2 separate regions of the Homo sapiens genome follow, and region 1 is linked to region 2. A link is a loop called in an ENCODE intact Hi-C map of the cell type or tissue named here. Cell type or tissue: ovary. All regions are shown on one strand.

Evidence for each region. A loop is a pair of places that touch in the nucleus more often than their neighbours do. Peaks named below come from ENCODE experiments on the same cell type or tissue, not always from the same donor. Only the 100,000 strongest peaks of a DNase experiment are listed, where the experiment ranks them.
Region 1: it touches region 2 in a loop (25-fold over the local background); 3 of 110 quality-filtered maps call a loop at or near these places.

Annotation. Positions count from the first base shown.
Region 1 is chr3:11,867,796-11,875,795 of GRCh38, reverse strand. It overlaps the pseudogene FANCD2P2. Among named protein-coding and RNA genes, the nearest start is that of TAMM41, 25 kb to the right of the region's middle. In ovary, no CTCF peak of the experiment used is centred here; no DNase peak of the experiment used is centred here; H3K27ac peaks cover 350 bases.
Region 2 is chr3:10,042,998-10,050,997 of GRCh38, reverse strand. It overlaps FANCD2 (FA complementation group D2), which reads right to left. Exons shown (of 44, transcript NM_001018115.3): 12 at 7,848-7,948; 13 at 7,406-7,514; 14 at 7,134-7,169; 15 at 4,275-4,418; 16 at 2,947-3,081; 17 at 1,493-1,624. Among named protein-coding and RNA genes, the nearest start is that of FANCD2, 21 kb to the right of the region's middle. In ovary, no CTCF peak of the experiment used is centred here; no DNase peak of the experiment used is centred here.

The DNA of each region.
Region 1 (8,000 bases), 1.8 Mb before region 2:
CAAAGAATGGAATTATTACAGCTGTAATACGGAATAAAGTTCTGATGCATGCCACAACATACATGAACCTTGAAAATATTATGCTAAAGTGAAATAAGCAAGGCACAAAAAGATACATATTGTATGATTCCATTTATATGAAGCATCTAGAATGAACAAATCCATAGACAGAATGTGATTAGTGATTATCAGGAGGTCGGGAGAGGAAGATGGCAAATTATTGCCTAATGGGTACAAAGTTTGTTTGGGATGATCAGAAAGTTCTAGAAATGGATAGTGGTAATGGTTGTATAACATTGTGAATATACTTACTGCTACTAAATTGTACCCTTAAAAACAATTTAAATGGTATATTTTATGTTATGTGTATTTTATCAAAATTCAAAAATAAAATAAAATAATGAAGTAGCTTTATATTACTGATTAGAAGCAATCTCCCAAATAAACTGCTAAATGCAGAAGGTAAGATGTAGAACAAGAGGGGAAAGGAAACTACAGGTAAATACAAATTTGTAAATTCTCAGAACATCTCAGAAGCTTATAAAGTGATTGCCCCTGTAGGAGACAAACCAGGTGCCTAGAGGACTGAGAAGAAGTGAGAGTTATTTTTCACTGGATACCCTTCTATATGTTTTGAATTTTGTATGACACATGTATATTACCTAGTCCAAAAATTTTTTAATTAAAAAAATGTGTTGATTGGGGATCCAAGAAAGGGGTGGGAGGGGAGATAAAAAAATATGCTGGTTGTTCAAAGTCACAGTCCAGTATGAATTACTGCCATAAGGTAGCACTAAAGATACAAATGAGTTACAAGTTATGATTCCAATCTAATCTCTTCCTTTTGTTTTATTTTATTTTATTTATTTATTTATTTATTTATTTATTTATTTATTTATTTATTTATTTATTTTGAGATAGAGTCTCATTCTGTTGCCCAGGCTGGAGAGCAGTGGCACAATCATGGCTCACTGTAGCCTCAACTCCCTGGGCTCAATGGATCCTCCCACCTCCGCCTCCTGAGTAGCTAGGATTACAGGTGTGTGCCACCACACCTGGCTAATTTTTGTATGTTTTTGTAGAGACAGGGTTTCACCATGGTGCCCAGGTTGGTCTCAAACTCCTGGCACATGTGATTCGCCTGCCTTGGCCTCCCAAAGTGCTGGGATTACAGCCTGGCTTTTTCAGCGAATGGTGTCCACAAACCAAAAACAAGCCCATGTGAAGTTCACATTAGATGGAGATGTTTCTTAGAAAACAAGGCAATTCTGTGTCCCCACTGCACTCAGAACCTGAACAGTTTCATGGTTAGCTGATCCCAGACCCATCTCTACCCTAATAGACAAAGCTTTTTGAGGGCAGAGGATCTAATATATCAGTGCCTGGCACAGAATAGGCACTTAATGTTTGTGGTAAGAATTAAAAAAATGCTGGAACTATGGCTGTGTACTCCATTTCCACTAATACACACTAGCAAATCTATCATTTGCTTATTTTTTTCCAGCAAATTTCAAGTAAAGAGGTTTAAAAATACAAAACACTAAAAATACTAAAATTAGCTAGGTGCAGTGGCATGTGCCTGTAGTCCCAGCTACTTGGGAGGCTGAGGCAGGAGAATTGCTTGAACCCAGGAGCTGAGATCATGCCACTGCACTCCAGTGTGGGTGACAGAGCTAGACTCCGTGTCACAAAAAAAAAAAAAAAAAAAAAAAAAAAAAAAAGGCCAGGCTCAGTGGCTCACGTCTGTAATCCCAACACTTTGAGAGGCCAAGGTGGGCGGATCCCGAGGTCAGGAGATCGAGACCATCCTGGCTAACATGGTGAAACCCCTTCTCTACTAAAAATACAAAATAATTAGCTGGGTGTGGTGGCGCACGCCTGTAGTCCCAGCTACTCGGGAGGCTGAGGCAAGACAATTGTGTCAACCCAGGAGATGGAGGTTGCAGTGAGCCGAGATCATGCACTGCACTCTAGCCTGGGCAACAGAGGGAGATTCCATCAAAAAAAAAAAAAAAAATCTTTCCCAACATATTGCCTCTTACCTGGATGTGGCTGCTGGCTTCATTCTGTTTACTAAATGCCAGTGTGCTGAGAACATTGAAGAGTTTTCGTATTTGCTGAGGGGATATATTATCCAGATAATCTAAAATGCCCTGCAGAAAAAATGATGCCAACAGTGAGGCTGGCAGCTAACATTTTTTCCCTTAAAAATCAAAAAATTAAAATCCCTGTAAGAGAGGCATACATAGATAGCCAGGTATCTAAACTTTTTAGCTCTCTTAAAAGCTTAAGTTCCAAAAGCTATGCTCAGAGCCCAGAGGTTTGATAGGCTGGATATAAACTGAGAAAACTCTTACAACTTTCTAAATGTCTTATTAACAGCGACTAGGAACTAACTATCAGGAAAGATAAAGTTTTCTTTATCCTCTTCACTCTGAACCACAATCCTGGGCTTTAATCATCTACTGCTTAGTCATTCTAATGCACCTCCCAGTTCTCCGTATTCTTTACCTCCACCTTTCCCTTTTTTTCAGTGAAAACAATATGCTATAAAAAGTTATGTCTTTACTATTCCTTGCCGTATCATCCCTCCCCAGCTTCTACTCCATAAATTATTTCTCCTTTCTCTACAGATCTGGAAGGAGTCACAAGGAAACTATTTACTTTGTGACCTTGGGAAATGTCTCAGCTTTTCTCGTCTGTAACAGGGCGATAATAATAGCTATACTACCTTTCATGGTTTGTCTGAGGATAAAGTAGTAAAACAGCTTTGTAAACTTCTAACAATTTTTAAAATTTTCCATTTCTGCCTCTCTATTGAATCCTTTCTGTCAGCCTACAAGCAATCTCAAACCTCCTCATCTAAAAAATATCTCCCTCGCAACCAGCTTCTCTCTCAAGCTACTTTTCTTATTCTCTCCTCCTTGATGCTTCTTGACATTGACTGTATTCCCCAAGTCTTCAAGTTACTGCTCTCTGGCTTCCACCCTTATAATTCAATTAACATTGTTCTCTCAGAGGTTACCAGGGGTATCCTAATTGCCAAAGCCAATAGCCTCTGCTCCATCTTCAACCTCTACAGTATCCATCACTGGAGATAAATCCCTCACTCTTGAAACTCATTCCTGGGCTTTTGCTACCTGACATCCTTCAAGCTCACATTATTCATCTTCTAGTTTTCTCATTTTCCTTCTGCGGACATTTGCTTCCGTCTGCCACTTAAACTTTAACTGTCTCAAAATGTCTGTGCTCTTCTAAGCTTCTACGGTCTTCTGCCTCAAAATTGCCTCAGTTGAGCTCACATTTATACGGTTCTGAACACCCAAACTAAATCTTCCACCAAAGGGTGCCCCACAGGGTTCCAAACCAGAATTTCCAACTATCCACTAACCACCTACACGTGGCTATCCCATAGTGAACTCATCATACTTCCTACAGAAGATGCACGCCCCTCCTGGTCTCAGAAAATGGCACGACTATTTATCTAGTTTCCTAAGATGAAAAAACTCGGACCTAGTTTTTCTGTTTCTCACTGCCACATATTAACAGTCACCAAGTCATGTTAATTCTAACACCAAATTGTCTCTTAAACCATCATTTCTTCTACATTCCTGTGACCAAAATCTGGCCCTTACTCTCACTCCCTTAGACCATTTCAGTGGTCTCCAATCCACCCATCATATAGCCTACTGAGTTATCTCTCAACGCTGAGTAGATTAGGTCAACTCTATGTAAAAACTGCTAATAGCTCCCTATTGTCTAGAAAATAAAATTGAAACTCTTTAGCATGTTATTTGAAACTCTTTGCAACACGGGCCTGTCCTATGTCTTACCAGCCTTGCCTCCCATCACTCCTCTCCATATATATCCTATTCTCCAGTCATGCTTGTTTGCTTCTCATTCCTCAGTCACACCACTGACTTGGGCACCAGTTTGCTTCTGCTCAAACTCTTCTCTGCCTAGAACGCACTTCCCATACTTTCTCTTGTCAGTCATTCCCATCCTTCAGCAATCACTCAAATCACCTCTTTGAAGAACTCTCCAGCTTCCCAGGCTAACTTTAATTATTCTTGCTCTGTTGTATCTATAGTACTTTACCAGAGAATTCACCATGTTGTATTTATAGTGACTTGCTTATGTGTCTTTGTCTTTAACATCAAAGGCAAGGACCTACTTTACATTCACAGCACCCAGAATAGAGCTTAGTCTGTGGGTTAGATATAAAGAAATGTTTGCTGAATCAATTAACACATAGATAGAATAGTCACTTTTTATTTATATTACTTGCCCATCATCTCACCTCCTTCCCACCACCTCCCACCAATTATAGTATTCAATATCTAAAGTACAAGAAGCCAATAAGATACCTTTACAAAGACAGCATTCATCATCATAGCAGATGGATTTAACACTACCAACTCTAGAAGGACATCTAAGGCAGTATCAACTTCAGCTTCATTCCCACTGCAGATGTGGGTCACTAAGGCACCAACCACTTCCTATACAGGGGAGAGTCAACAGGACAGTGTAAAACAAAATATGGATGGCCATTCTAAAGGGATTCACCCCCAAGGCCTCTCCAATCTCTTCTTTGTTAAAATCACAATCAACCCAATCCCATCATCTATTATCTAGTTTTCATTAATGCTGGCTTCAGGAGATTTAGGAATATGCCAGTGTAACTTGACCATCCCGTCTTGACCTATTTCCCACAGTTTATCAGTGAGCTCTACCTAAGCCCTCCTGATTTTGCTCCTTGGCGTAGTTTTCCTCTTTCTTTTTCCCATATGGGTTAAATTTTACCCTTTAGGTTGAGGTTGTACAAGATCAGTTGAAATTCCTCAAAAAGATGGCACTCAAGGAGCTAAAAGCTTTAAAGGTTTTCTCCATATAGTACAGGCTAGACTTGCATGTTTCCAAGCAAACATGGATCATGACAGTGTCTCTAAGACATTAAGAGGATTCAAAAATGTCTTAGATGCCATTCTCCCTTTATACTGTCACTCCACCATAGCCATAACAGAATTATATTCTCAACTGCAACAGCTACCTCATGTCAGCCGCAACTATTGCTCTACTTTAAATTAAAAAAAAAAATTTTTACAAATCTTCATTTTAAAAGTTCCATTCAAATGCGTTTTAACATTGTTAATAAGAGGAAGAATATATGTAAAAATACAAAATAAGACACTGTTCTTTACCTGCTTTCATAAACATTTTCCACAAATACAGTCCTCCCTCTCTGGATATATGCTATTAAAATGTGTCTCAGCCAGGCCCGATGGCTCACGCCTATAATCCCAGCACTTTGGGAGGCTGAAGTCCAGGTCAAAAACCTATTGTCAATAAATATGCAATAATAGAAAAACAGTTAACCAATCAGTACATTTGCTACAATGAAACAGCAGCTTTTCCCGATTAAAACACAGAATGGATGATACTCATTCGTTCCACATACTCCCTTAGGCTTATCTACACTTTTCACAAAACCCAGAAATTTTTTTCAGAGAAATAAAGTGCCACAACTATTAGCCACTGGTATCTCTTAAGAATACATTGCAATATACATGAAAGTGATACTACTACAGAAGTAACTTTGAACATCTTCACATTTATTAAAAGATTCAATCACTTGCCAACTCCAGTATGTATTTTCACTATTACTAGGAAAATTACTTTGTGAAAAGTTGGAAAGACTATAAATGCCCATCAATCTGGAAAGGGTTCAGTAAATTATGATGGAGTAATTTTAATTTTTGAAATATTATAGTCATCAAAAAGGATAAGCCAGGCTGGGCGTGGGGGCTCACACCCGTAATCCCAGTACTTTGGGAGGCTGAGGTATACATATCACCTGAGGTTAGGAGTTCGAGACCAGCCTGGCCAACACGGTGAAACCCCATTTCTACTAAAAAATACAAAAAAAAAATTGGCCAGTCGTGGTGGCAACTGCCTGCAATCCCAGCTACTCGGGAGGCTGAGGCAGGTCAATGACTCGAACCCGGGAGGTGGAGGTTGCAATGAGCCGAGATCGTGCCACTGCACTCCAGCCTGGGTGACACAGCGAGACTCTGTCTAAAAAAGACTTTTTAATTACAAAATTAAAAAAAAAAAAGAATAAGCTAGACTAGGGGTCCCCAACTCCTGGACCATGGAGTCCGTGGTCTGCTAGGAACCAAGCTGCACAGCAGGAGGTGAGGGGTGGTCAAGTGGTCATTACCACTGAGATCCGCCTCCTGTCAGATTAGCGGCTGCATTAGATTCTCACGGGAGCGCGAACCCTATTGTGAACTGCACATGCGCAGGATCTAGGCTGCACGTTCCTTATGAGAATCTAAGTAGTGCCTGATGATCTAAGGTTGAACAGTTTCATCCTGAAATCAGGCCCCGAGACGGTCTGTGGAAAAACTGTCTTCCATGAAACCAGTCCCTGGTGCCAAAAAGGTTAGGGACTGCTGAGCCATACTCTATTTTTTGACAGAGAAAAGACATTCCTGACATGAAGTGGAAAAATCAGCAGCCTGCAAAAGGATAATCAGGCTGGGCATGAAGGCTCATGCCTATAATCCCACTGCTTTGGGAGGCTGAGGAGGGAGGATCATTGAGCCCAGGAGGTGGAGGCAACAGTGAGCTATGATTGTGACACTGCACTCCAGCCTGGTGACAGAGTGAGACCCTGTCTCTTTAAACAACACCACCACCACCCATAATCATAGTTAAGATTCTGCTTTTGTAAAAACAATATATAAACATACATATGTGTAGGCATAAGAGTATACCTGTACTTGCACACAATTACAGCTCGTATATGAACAGAAAAAATTTGGAAGGATGATTATCCCTGAGGAATGGGACAGAGAATGGAGAAAAACTGTATTTTTTACATCTGTAGATTCCTTGTGGGTTTTTCTCCACAATTAGCTTGTTTATCTACATTTAAAAAAGAAAAATATGAGGACTGGGTGAAGTGGCTCATGCCTATAATCCCAGCACTTTGGGAGGTCCAAGCAGGAGGATCACTTGAAGCTAAAAATTTGAGACCAGCCTGGGAAACACAGCAAGACCTCATCTCTATAAAAAATAAAAGAATTGGCTGGGTGTGGTGGCTCACACCTGTAATCCTAGCACTTTGAGAGGCTGAGGCAGGTGGATCACTTGAGGTCAGCAGTTCGAGACCAGCCTGGCCAACATGGTGAAATCCTGTCTCTACTAAGAATACAAAAATTAGCTGGGTGTGGTGGTGGGCACCTGTGATCCCAGCTACGAGGGAGGCCGAAGCAGGAGAACTGCTTCAAACCAGGGGGCAGAGGTTGCAGTGAGCTGAGATTGTGCCAGCCTGGGCGAAAGAGCAAAATTCTGTCTCAGGAAAAAAAAAAAATTGAATTAGCCAGGCCTGGTTGTGCTTGCCTGTAGTCCCAGTTACTCTGAAGATTGAGGTGGGAGGATCACTTGAACCCAGGAGTCTGAGGCTGCAGTGAGCTATGGTGCTGCCACTGCACTCCAACTTGGGCGACAGTGCAAGACCTGGTCTCTTAAAAAACAAAACAAAACAAAAAAATAGAAAACGTTGGGAGTATATTCAGGGCAACTTGAGTCTATGCTTCTAGGAAAAACAAACAAACAAAAACAAACAAAAAGAGTTAAAAAGGCAAGCAGGGCCTTTTATCCAAAATGGCTGAATAGGAACAGCTCCTGTCTGCAGCTCCCAGCATGACTGACACAGAAGACGGGTGATTTCTGCATTTCCAACTGAGGTACCTGGTTCATCTCATGGGGACTGGTTGGACGGTGGGTGCAGCCCACGGAGGGTGAGCCAAAGCAGGGTGGGGCATTGCCTCACCCAGGAAGCACAAGGGGGCGGAGGATTTCCCTTTATAGCCAAGGGAAGCCGTGACAAACTGTACCTGGAATATGAGGAAACTCACAACCAAATACTGTGCTTTTCCCAAGGTCTTAGCAACCAGCAGACAAAGAGATTCTCTCCTTCACCTGGCTCAGCA
Region 2 (8,000 bases):
TCTCCTGCCTCAGCCTCCCGAGTAGCTGGGATTACAGGCATGCACCACAATGCCCAGGTAATTTTTGTATTTTTAGTAGAGGAGGGCTTTCTCCATGTTGGTCAGGCTGATTCGAACTCCCAACCTCAGGTGATCCGTCCGCCTCGGCCTCCCAAAGTGCTGGTATTACAAGCATGAGTCACTGTGCCCGGCCAATCCCTCACTCTTGAAACTCATTCCTGGGCTTTTGCTACCTGACATCCTTTAAGCTCACATTATTAATCTTCCAGGTTTCTCATTTTCCTTCTATGGACATTTGCTTTCATCTGCCACTTAAACTTTAACCTTCTCAAAATGTCTGTGCTCTTCTAAGCCTTTTTTTTTTTTTTTTTTTTTGAGACAGAGTCTTGCTCTGTCGCCCAGACTGGAGTGCAGTGGTGTTATCTTGGCTCACTGCAAGCTCCGCCTCCTGGGTTCACGCCATTCTCCTGCCTCAGCCTCTTGAGTAGCTGGGACTACAGGCGACCGCCACGATGCCCGGCTAATTTTTGTATTTTTAGTAGAGACGGGGTTTCACCGTGTTAGGCAGGATGGTCTTGATCTCCTGACCTCGTGATTTGCCCGCCTTGGCCTCCCAAAGTGCTGGGATTACAAGCATGAGCCACCGCACCCGGACCGCCACATATTCTTAACAGTCACCAAGTCATGTTAATTCTAACACCAAATTGTCTCTTAAGCCATAATTTCTTCTACATTCCCGTGACCAAAATCTGGCCCTTACTCTCACTCCCTTAGACCATTTCAGCAGTCTCCAATCCACCCATCATATAGCCTACTGAGTTATCTCTCAATGCTGAGTAGATTAGGTCAACTGTATGTAAAAACTAGTAATAGCTCCTTATTGTCTAAAAAATAAAGTTGAAACTCTTTAGCATGTTATTTGAGACTCTTTGCAACATGGGCCTGTCCTATGTCTTACCAGCCTTGCCTCCAATCATTCCTCTCCATATATATCCTATTCTCCAGTCATGCTTGTTTGCTTCTCATTCCTCAGTCACACCATTGACTTGGGCACCAGTTTGCTTCTGCTCAAACTCTTCTCTGCCTAGAACGCACTTCCCATACTTTCTCTTGTCAGTCATTCCCATCCTTCAGCAATCACTCACATTGCCTCTTTGAAGAATTCTCCAGCTTCCCAGGCTAAATTTAATTATTCTTACTCTGTTATATCTATAGTACTTTACCAGAGAATTCACCATGTTGTATTTATAGTGACTTGCTTATGTGTCTTAGTCTTTAACATGAAAGGTAAGGGCCTACTTTACATTCACAGCACCCAGAATAGAGATTAGCCTGTAGGTTAGGTATAAAGAAGTGTTTGCTGAATGAATTAACACATAGATAGAATAGTCACTTTTTATTTATATTACTTGCCCATCATCTCACCTCCTTCCCACCACCTCCCACCAATTATAGTATTCAATATCTAAAGTACAAGAAGCCAATAAGATACCTTTACAAAGACAGCATTCATCATCATAGCAGATGGGTTTAACACTACCAACTCTAGAAGGACATCTAAGGCAGTATCAACTTCAGCTTCATTCCCACTGCAGATATGGGTCACTAAGGCACCAACCACTTCCTATACAGGGGAGAGTCAACAGAACAGTGTAAAACAAAATATGGATGGCCATTCTAAAGGGATTCACCCCCAAGGCCTCTCCAATCTCTACTTTGTTAAAATCACAATCAACCCAAACCCATCACCTATTATCTAGTTTTCATTAATGTTGGCTTCAGGAGATTTAGGAATATGCCAGTGTAACTTGACCATCCCATCTTGACCTATTTCCCATATTTTATCAGTGAGCTCTACCTAAGCCCTCCTGATTTTGCTCCTTGGCGTAGTTTTCCTCTTTCTTTTTCCCATATGGGTTAAATTTTACCCTTTAGGTTGAGGTTGTACAAGATCAGTTGAAATTCCTCAAAAAGATGGCACTCAAGGAGCTAAAAGCTTTAAAGGTTTTCTCCATATAGTACAGGCTAGACTTGCATGTTTCCAAGCAAACATGGATTATGACAGTGTCTCTAAGACATTAAGAGGGTCCAGAAATGTCTTAGATGCCATTCTCCCTTTATACTGTCACTCCATAATAGTCATAACAGAATTACATTTTCAACTGCAACAGCTACCTCATGTCAGCTGCAACTATTGCTCTACTTTAAATGTTTAAAATTTTTTTACAAATCTTCATTTTAAAAGTTCCATTCAAATGCGTTTTAACATTGTTAATGACAGGAAGAATATATGTAAAAATACAAAATAAGACACTGTTCTTTACTTGCTTTCATAAACATTTTCCACAAATACAGTCCTCCCTCTCTGGATATATGCTATTAAAATGTGTCTCGGCCAGGCCCAATGGCTCACGCCTATAATCCCAGCACTTTGAGAGGCTGAGGCAGGCGGTTCACCTGAGGTCAGGAGTTCGAGACCAGCCTGGCCAACATGGTGAAACGCTGTGTCTACTAAAAATACAAAAAATTAACCGGGCGTGGTGGTGTGTGCCTGTAATCACAGCTACTTAGGAAGCTGAGACAGGAGAATCGCTTGAACCCAGGAGGTGAAGGTTGCAGTGAGCTGAGATAGCACCACTGCACTCCAGCCTGGGCATGAAGAGCAAAACCACGTCTCAAAACAAAACAAAAAAAAGTGTCTCATGTTTTGAAATGGACTAGATCTGGATCTTAATTTCAGACAGAGAATTTTAGAGCTCAGAACACAGAGTTAGAGCCACCAGTCAAGTCTCTTCCTTTCATCAAGGCTGGGACTAGAATTGAGCTTTCTTGAGACCCAGGTCAGAGTTCCTTCCCCTTCAGTGAGTTCCAACCAACAAGAAATAAACATCAGATTATTTTCCCTTTCTGTGTTCCCTCCTTGCCAAAATAAATGTTTCAACATACCTGCTGGCAGTACGTGTCAAAAAACTTAAATGCATATTTGTATAGGAGACTGCCAAATGAAATTATACTCTGGTCTAGAGAGTGAAGCAAACTCTGAGCCAGCGACAGAATGGATGAACACATATCCTTAAGAACCTTGAGTGGGGAAGAGTAGAGAGAGAAAAGAAGCTGTAGGAAACAGTTAGTACACAACCTAAGAGTTGCTTATCCTTTTGGAATGTCAGACTTCTCCTCCCTAGCTCTCATTTTAACTTAGGAAATCTTAATCTTTGTTTTACACAAAAATAATCCTTCATCATTCTGAGATTACTCTCAGCATCAATGGGATTCCACGTTTGGATAATAATTGACTTTTAAGCTCAAAGAAGTTAAATTACAAGCCTAATAGAACATTCCTATCTGCTCAATTTGGGATTGGAGGCCAGATGTTCTAAATCCCAGTTTCCCCATGCAATCATACTACCCCCAGGGATGTTCCACCTTGGTTATAATTTGAAGTAGGTCTATAAGGTTCAATGCTAACTAAGCTGATTTTTTTAAAAGAAGATCAAGAAGAGAAGTGATCATAACCTACCAATAATTCAATGTACATAGACATTAATGGACCCAGACTAAATAACCAGTTAATAAACATAGCTTCCTTATTGATACCATAATTTTTAAAAATCTTATATTTAGTACTAAGCTGGGTATAATGCTTTATTGGGGAAAATGCAATGAAAAATTACATGTGGTTTCTGCATCTAGAAAATTACAGCCCAAAACATGTATAATTGGCAGAAATAAACACAGAAAGAACTGCAAGATAAAATAATACAACCGTTAAATCTATTCCTAAATATAAAATTTAAGACCCAGCGAGGTATTCTCATTAGCTCCTAACCCAAACCCCAAACCACTGGCCCATCCAGTTTTCTAAGTTCTATACTGCTAATATCCTGAACGTTCAGCTGGCAAAACACTATTCCTAGCTTATAAAATTCCACTTTGAATAATTTACATTTCTAGAGGAATTATCACCTAAAGTCCACAGTTTTGAATGGCTAAAGAGTGATAGTTCAAATAGGTACATATTTACATTTCTACTAGTTTCTACAGGCTGGTCCTATTCCCCTCAAGGTTTTTATAAGCTACTTAAATAGGATACGGAAGGCCAGTTTGTCAAAGTTGCAAACTGCATTGAGATAGACAATTAAAATGATTAATGCAAAAACAAAATTCAAAAATCTCAATGGGTTTGAACAATGGACTGAAATAAGATGAAATTTTACATGAGAGCTGTAAAGCTTTCTGTTTTAGATTAAAAATCAATAGTCTCTGACACTTACTAAGTAATGAACAGAGAATGTACTCTGGAGCAGCTGTTCTTGAATGCAGCCTGATCGAATCTTATTTCTTAGCACCCTGTCAATGTACTTCTTTGTCTGAGTATTGGTGCTATAGATGATGAAAAGCATCACCAGGTCAAACACCTATTGTCAATAAATATGCAACAACAGAAAAACAGTTAACAAATCAGTACATTTGCTACAATGAAACAGCAGCTTTTCCTCTAATTAAAACACAGAATGGATAATGCTCATTTGTTCCACACACTCCCCTGGGAGTATCTACACTTTTCACAAAACTCAGAAATATTTTTCAGATAAATAAAGTGCCACAACTGTTAACCATTGATACCCCTTAAGAATACAGAGCAGGCCAGGCACAGTGGCTCACATCTGTAATCCCAGCACTTTGGGAGGCCAAGGCGGGCAGATCACAAGGTCAGGAGATCGAGACCATCCTGACTAACACGGTGAAACCCCGTCTCTACTAAAAATACAAAAAATTAGCCGGGTGTGGCAGCATGCACCTATAGTCCCAGCTGCTGGGGAGGCTGAGGCAGGAGAATGGCGTGAACCCGGGAGGCAGAGCTTACAGTGAGCCGAGATCGCGCCACTGCACTCCAGCCTGGGTGAGAGAGCGAGATTCCATTCTCAAAAAAAAAAAAAAAGAATACAGAGCAATATGCATGAAAGTGATATTACTACAGAAGTAACTCTGAACATCTTGACATTTATTAAAAGAAAGATTCAATCACTTGCCAACTCCAGCGTGTATTTGTTGCCAACTACAGTATGTATTTTCAGTATTACTAGGAAAATTACTAGGCCAGGCACGGTGGCTCACGCCTGTAATCCCAGCACTTTGGGAGGCCGAGATGGGTGGATTACGACGTCAGGAGTTCAAGACCAGCCTGGCCAAGATGCTGAAACCCTGTCTCTACTAAAAATACACAAATTAGCCGGGCAAAGTAGCACACACCTGTAATCCCACCTACTTGGGAAGCTGAGACAGGAGAATCGCTTGAACCCGGGTGACAGAGGTTGCAGTGAGCCGAGATCGAGCCACTGCACTCGAGCCTAGGTGACAGAGCAAGACTTTGTCTCAAAAAAAAAAAAAAAAAAGGAAAATTACTTTGTGAAAAGTTGGAAAGACTATAAATGCCCATCAATACATCAATACAGGAAAGGTTCAATAAATTATGATGGAGTAATTTTAATTTTTGGAATATTACACAGTCATCAGGAAGAATAAGCCATGCTAGGCATGGTGGCTCACGCCTATAATCCCAGCACTTTGGGAGGCCGAGGCGGGCAGATCATGAGGTCAGGAGATTGAGACCATCCTGGCTAACATGATGAAGCCCCATTTCCACTAAAAATACAAAAAATTAGCCGGGCGTGGTGGCAGGTGCCTGTAGTCCCAGCTACTTGGGAGGCTGAAGCGGGAGAATGGCGTGAACCCAGGAGGCGGAGCTTGCAGTGAGCCGAGATCACGCCAGTGCAGTCCAGCCTAGGTGACAGAGTGAGAACCCGTCTCAAAAACAAAAACAAAAACAAAACAAAACAAAAAAAGAGAAAACATTGGGCGTGTATTCAGGGCAACCTGAGTCTATGCTTCCAGGAAAAAAAAAAAAACAGTTAAAAAGGCAAGCAGGACAAACAAGAAAAAACAAAAAAAATTTTACTACTTATCTTAACTGAATGCTCCACTTCTTAGGACACCAAAACTGAGTTATTAGACCAGAATACAGTCATTAAAGATAACAATGAAGACAATGCAGACCTTGAAATATTTATGACAGGAGAAAAAATGTTAAGAAAAAAAAGTAAGAATACAAATTATATTTATACAATGATTACAAATATGTAAAAATAGGTATGCAGGCAGCCAAGGTGGTAAATTTATGTTTATCCAAAACCAAAAACAGTGTGTTGGAGTACTTTGATATTTTTCACCAGAAAAAATTCTGAATTTTCATTGCTTTATTCAGCATCATGAAAGCTTTTAAGATAATCATCCCAAAATTGGATAACAAAACTAACAAAAATCCCACAAAACAGATTCCAACCAAAGAAAAATCTTTAAAGGCAACCAATCAGCACCTAAGGAACTCAATCATCCGGCTTTTTATCTTTTGAGATGGAGTCTTGCACTGTCGCCCAGGCTGGAGTGCAGTGGCGTGTGCCACCAGGCCAGGCTAATTTTTTTTGTATTTTTAGTAGAGACGGGGTTTCGCTACATTGGCCAGGCTGGTCTCAAACTCCTGACCTCAGATGATCCGCCTGCCTCAGCCTCCCAAAGTGCTGGGATTATAGGCGTGAGCTACCGCGCCCGGCCAATCATCTGGCTTTTTGATGGAAGGTATTTCTAGAATTAATAGAGACATAAGATCCAGTACCACTGCCTTGACAGTGGACAGATTGATTTACTCTAGTCAGGTCTACATGAGCAAAGTAAAGTAAAACATGGAATGCCATTATCTTGACAGTGGTGCTGAGTGGAAGGAAGGGCAATTAGGCAGATACAGGGACCTGAGACTTAGGTGGTTATTTTCTTCATCTCATCAGTGGGGACCTGGCTTCTTTGACTGCACCTTGATGTGCTTGTTTACACTGTTAGTATTTCCCCTTGTGGATACTGTAGGCTTATTTTATAGCCAGAGTGAGTAGGGGCAGGCTATCTGGCCAGTCGCCACCTCAGATTATCTTCCCCAGACAGCTAATGTTTATTAGAGCAACTAGGGAAGAGAGAGAAGAGTGACTGGAGGGGGGAGAAAGAAAGACAGTGGGAAGGCAAGCTAGCCAATGTCATTACTTTTAAGTCTGCAATACTGAAAATGCATAGTACATGAACATTACCTTGTGTTCAGATACTGAGGCAGTGTTTTCAATTGCCTGAAAAAACAGGAGAGAGTCACAAAAATATTATGACACATCAGCGAAACACGTTACACCTTATTCAGCATGCCCTGTTATCTCATCTAAGAGCCAATGTGTCCATCTGGCAACCATCAGCTATCATTTCCACTTGAATGAGTTTTGAGATTTTTATTTCAGTCTACCTCAGTTATACATCTGTCACTAATTGCCACTCATTTCCTCCTTGATAATCAAAGTTCCAAAGATCTCACCTTAATCCAGGCTTCTGAAATGGTTTTCTCATATCTAATAGCTGACTTTATTACATCAAAGAGGAGAATAATACAGCTCTGACCGCTGCTTTCTTGATTTCCTGAGGAACTACAAGTAGCAGAGAGGAAAAAAATTACTCTTCTACGTACCAGAAAAGAACTTACAAGATCGGAGTTCCTGCCATGTACCCTGGAGCAAATGACAACCTCATGTATAAGATGGCTAATAAACTTGCACTGTCGTCTGTCTGGGATTGATCTGAATGGCTAAGAAAATATATAAACACATACATACTCACATACATATATGTAATTTGAAAAACAATATAATACTAGATGTAAATGTCATAATAGTATCATTATTTGTAGTAGTATTAAGCTCTAACTCTGACAGTGGGATGTCAGAAAATTGTGACATCCTGTGTGAGGATGAGCTCTTTACCTTGCTCGTCCTTTACTTTTCAACTTTACTTGGGAAGCCTGTAACCGTGATGGCAAAACACAATGCTGCAGATCCAACTTCTCCCGAAGCTCAGAAATTACCTGCAGAAAGTAAATATTAGCTATGGTTTTCTGCTCATTCATAGTGGGTAGG